Regions from separate parts of the Homo sapiens genome. Here region 1 is linked to region 2. A link is an interaction called in ENCODE POLR2A ChIA-PET data of the cell type or tissue named here. Cell type or tissue: Caco-2. All regions are shown on one strand. Region 1 has its middle 25 kb from the start of ZPBP2. Region 2 holds the start of ERBB2 (erb-b2 receptor tyrosine kinase 2).

Region 1 (2,500 bases), 190 kb before region 2:
AATAATTACTGGTGTTTAAGATAAAACTTACTATGAAAGACAGAATAGTTGGTAATGAAGAGAGCGTAGATACTGGAATATTCAATGTCAAGTCTGCCACATACCAGCTATGTGACTTTTTGGGCAAATTACTTCCCTATTATGCCTCCGTTTTGATGTGTATCAAATGTGAATAATAAGAGTATCTGCCTCCTATGATGAATATGAGAACTACTGAATACATCGGAAACACTCTGTGCAGTTCCTGGCGTGTAGTTCTATATGTACACGTGTTCATTATAACGTGGGAGTACATGCAGCGTTTCTTTTTGAACTCCATAGGCATGTCTCTCTTTTTTTTTTTTTTTTTTTTTGAGACGGAGTTTCGCTCTTGTTGCCCAAGCTGAGTGCAATGAGTGATCTCAGCTCACTGCAATCTCCACCTCCCGGGTTCAAGTGATTCTCTTGCCTAAGCCTCCTGAGTAGCTGGGATTACAGGTGCCTGCCACCAGGCCCAGCTAATTTTTTTTTGTATTTTTAGTAGAAACAGGGTTTCACCATGTTAGCCAGGCTGGTCTTAAACTCCTGACCTCAGATGATCCACCTGCCTCAGCCTCCCAAAGTGCTGGGATTACAGGCGTGAGCCACTGTGTCCGGCCAGGCATCTGTCTCTTTAGGATGGTTGGGGTGGTAGTTCTACCTTCAAGAGGGAAACATTTCCTTCTTAGGGGGACATAATCACTTTAGAATCCTACCACTAAAATGTTCATACTCTCTTTCTCACTTTTATGAAGTTCTACTGTTTCAAAATGAGATGTGCTATTATGGAAAAGAATAATGCATTAGCCTATTTCAGGGTAACCTAGTCATTAACCTGTGTGCCCAGTTTTTTTTATGCCGACAGAATAAAACTATCCAAACAACAGAGATTCATCCTCACTGGAATAGACACATATTCTGGATGTGGGTTTGCCTTCCCTGCTCATAATGCTTCAGCCAGCGCTGCCACCTGTGAACTCACAGAATGCCTTATCGACCATCATGGCATTCCACACTGCATTGTGTCTGATCAGGGAACTCACTTCACTGCAAAGGAAGTGAAGCAGTGGGCTCATGGCCGTAGAATTCGCTGGTCTTACTCCACTCCCCATCACCTAGAAGCAATTAGCTTAACGGAAAGGTGAAATGGCTCACTAAAATCTGTTACAGTGTCAACTGGGAGACAACACCCTGAAAGAAATGGGTTCTGCTTTACAGGATGCAGTTTAGGTTTTGAATCAGAGGCCACTATCTAGTGCTGTCTCCCTCATAGCCAGGATAGTCCAGGAATCAAAGAGTGGGTGTAGGAGTGGCTCCTCTCACTATTCCACCCAATAACCCACTAGAAGAATGTTCGCTCTCTATCCTGGTAACTTTGAGCTTTGATGGTTTGGAGATCTTTGTTCCCAAGAGGGGGATGCTTCCACAAGGAGACACCACAATGGTTCTTCCCTGGTTTGGAAGATGAGACTGTCACCTGGACATTTTGGGCTCCATATGTTGTTGAACTAAGCAGGGAAAAAAGGGGATGAGGTGAGAAAGGAGAGTTAATCTGGCTGGAGAGAATGATCCTGATGACCAATGGGAAACTGAGTTGCTACACAAGGGTAGAAAGGAGGACTATGTCTGGAACCCAGATTCTCTGAGGTACCTCTAGTTCTTCCATCTTCAATAGTAAAGGTTGATGGAAAACTACGTAGCAACCAAAAAACAGGTGTGGGGAGGAGAAGGGGTAAGAACAATAAAGATTCAGACACTTTGGCAATAAAATTTCAGTCATTCCACCACATAAAGAACCCACAGCAACTGAAGTTCTGACTGAGGGCAAGAATAACACGGAATTGGCTTCCCGCAGAAGGAAGCCATAGGTATAAACTACAACCTTAATGACCAATCACAGAAACAAAGTAGCTTTGCATATTTTCTCTTTGCTTCTTGTATTCACACCTTTATTTATTTATTTATTTATTTTGAGACAAAGTCTTGCTCTGTCGCCCAGGCTGGAGCACAGTGGCACAATCTCAGCACACTGCAACCTCTGCCTCCTGGGCTCAAGCGATTCTTCTGCCTCAGCCTCCTGAGTAGCTGGGATTACAGGTGTGTGCCACCACACCTGGCTAATTTTTGTATTATTAGTAGAGACGGGATTTCACCATGTTGGCCAGGCTGGTCTCTAACTCCTGACCTCAGGTGATCCACCCGCCTTAGCCTCCTGAAGTGCTGGGATTACAGGTGTGAGCCACTGTGCCCAGCCAATACCTTTATTTTAATATGCTATCCTTCTTCTCTCTCCTTTCCAGTTTTTAATATACAGATTGTTGGTAGATAATTTTACAGTTTAGTCTTTAGGTAAGAATATTCAGTGGAACTGTGACTGAATTTGAGAAGTATTTAAAATAGCAATAGAAACAATGACTGTTGGGACTACATATCTTTACATTTTGGGGAAACAGCAAGTACTTTTAAGATGGATAGATGTATC
Region 2 (2,500 bases):
CTAAGCTGGCCCCAAGAATCTGTTCAAAGCAAACGTCTCCCCCGCCCCCAACCCAGACCCCAGCAAGAGGCCACCCTCCGGGCCACCCTTTCCTCCCCGGCTCTGGTTGGGACAGGTTGCTATGCCACCCTCCACTCCACCACACACACACACACCCGACCCCGCCAGAAGCAGGAGCAACCAAACCAAAATCGTCTGAAGGGGAGCGGGGAGGGGCTGGAGGAGGGGCAGGGCAGAGGACCCCCCCAAGGAATCCAGCCCAGGCCAGTCCGGAGGCGGAGGCTGCCAACTGGAAAGGCTTTGAGAAAGCTTGAGGGGGCTCAAGAAGGGGGGAAACGCGCGCGCGCGCTCTACGCAATACACCCTTTGCGGGAAAACTTTCTGAACAATTTCAGAGAACTTCTTTGACAAGTTCCCGGAGCCCCTCGGAGCCTGGAAAGCGCCAGTCTCTTGGATGGGCCATCTCGAGCCGCTGCCGTGTAACTGCCCCCTCCCGCCCGAGGGCCCCAGGGCCCGGCTGCCCTGAGCGTCTCGACTGTCCACAACTTCGGGATAGGAGAGCTCGTCCGGGCCCCTCTGGCCCCGCCGGCCGCGGGACCTCGGCGGGGCATCCACAGGGCAGGGTCCCGCCGCTGCTCCGTCCCCTCCCCACACCAGACCCACCTTGGGTGCTCGCGGCTCCGGGGGGCAAGAGGGCGAGGAGGAGCCCCCAGCGGCACAAGGCCGCCAGCTCCATGGTGCTCACTGCGGCTCCGGCCCCATGGCTCCGGCTGGACCCGGCTGGGAGGGCGCGGGGCGCGGGGTGCTGCGAGGGGTGGGGGCCGGGCGCGCGGCGCAGTAAAGGGCCCCGTGGGAAGGGGCGCGCGGCTGCCCGGGGGGCTCCCCTGGTTTCTCCGGTCCCAATGGAGGGGAATCTCAGCTTCACAACTTCATTCTTATACTTCCTCAAGCAGCCCTCCTCCTCCACCTCCTCCTTCTCCTGTGATTGGGAGCAAGCGCGCTCCCAGCTCGCCCCCTCCAACTGCATTCCAACAAGTCTGGGAGTGGCAACTCCCAGCTTCACTTTCTCCCTCTCTTCGCGCAGGCCTGGGTGCGTCCCTCCTAGCGCCGGGACGCCTGGGTTGCCTGCAGCCGTTCTCACACTTTTCCTCGGAGAATCCCTAAATGCAGAGGCTGGTGACTCTGCCCCCTCCCCCGGAGTCCGGGATAAATTCCCTAGGCTGCCACTCTTAACACCCTTTTAAGTCTCAGGTTTTATCTTAAACTTTCCTGGGGAGCTTGCATCCTACTCCATCCCAAGCCTATTTGTTTTAATATCAAATAATGGTTTTCCCACCACATCCTCTAGTAAAATTGATAGTCAAGGAGGGGGATGTGTTGTGTTTACCTTGTGGCTTCCAGGACCCCCGGGGCATATCTTCTGGAATCTTTGAAGTATCTGAAAAGCATGATCTTAAGAGGGTCTACAAATTTGGGAGGAGACAGTCACATCGAAAGGACTTTTTTTTTTTTTTAAACGAACTTTTGCTCTTGTTGCCCAGGCTGGAGAGCAATGGCGCGATCTCTGCTCACCACAACCTCTGCCTCCCTGGTTCAAGTGATTCTCCTGCCTCAGCCTCCCGAGCAGCTGGGATTACAGGCATGTGCCACCATGACCAGCTAATTTTTTGTATTTTTAGTAAAGACAGGGTTTCTCCACGTTGGTGAGGCTGGTCTTGAACTCCCAACCTCAGGTGATCCTCCCGCCTCAGCCTCCCAAAGTGCTGGAATTACAACCACGAGCAACTGCACCCAGCCCAAAAAGACTTCTATCTCAATTCTTCAAAATGCACCCTTCTTGCTTATTTAAGGAGGCACCCAGCACCCAATGCATTCAAGGTTTCTTCTTTGCCCCTTGCCTTCTATTAGCCTGCTTAATTCCACTTCTCAACCACATTCTATTTGGAGCCCCTGACCCTATTCCTTAGGCCTAGTGGTAGGGGTGGGGATGGAAGGAAGACTTTTTTTTTTTTTTTTAATTTCAACAAGATATTGCATGGGACATATTTATACTAACAAATTATTCATTGTTTATCTGAAATTCAAATTTAACTGGGCCTCCTTATTTTTATGTGCTAAATTTGGCAGTTCTAGTTGGAATGCCCCAGCCAAGAATGCAGCTATACTGGTCAAGAAGGGATCAAAGGCACCTATCAGGGACTGGAGAATGAAGGACACCAGCATCTCTTTCTCTCTTCCCTCCCCCCCATCTCCCACACCTCTTTACAGGTATACACTTGCATTTCTAAACTTGCTTCCATGTGCTGAGCACACTTAAAGCAGGCACCTCTTGTGGGACAGGTTGCTATGCCATCCTAGGGAGTTGAGAAACAGGGGCCTCTGGGACCAAGAGGACCTGGGTTCAAATCTTGAATCTGGCCAGTCGCGGTGGCTCACACCTGTAATTCCAGCACTTTGGGAGGCCGAGGCAGGCAGATCACGAGGTCAGGAGATCGAGACC

The links. Peaks named below come from ENCODE experiments on the same cell type or tissue, not always from the same donor. Only the 100,000 strongest peaks of a DNase experiment are listed, where the experiment ranks them.
Region 1: POLR2A ChIA-PET joins it to region 2 with 5 read pairs; 3 of 35 experiments call an interaction of 5 or more read pairs at or near these places.

What each region holds. Positions count from the first base shown.
Region 1 is chr17:39,891,673-39,894,172 of GRCh38, reverse strand. No RefSeq gene overlaps it. Among named protein-coding and RNA genes, the nearest start is that of ZPBP2, 25 kb to the right of the region's middle. In Caco-2, no CTCF peak of the experiment used is centred here; no DNase peak of the experiment used is centred here.
Region 2 is chr17:39,698,475-39,700,974 of GRCh38, reverse strand. ERBB2 (erb-b2 receptor tyrosine kinase 2) reads right to left here and starts at 911. Exons shown (of 27, transcript NM_004448.4): 1 at 664-911. The coding sequence starts at 736. In Caco-2, no CTCF peak of the experiment used is centred here; DNase peaks (open chromatin) are centred at 154 and 1,014; H3K4me3 peaks cover 1,593 bases.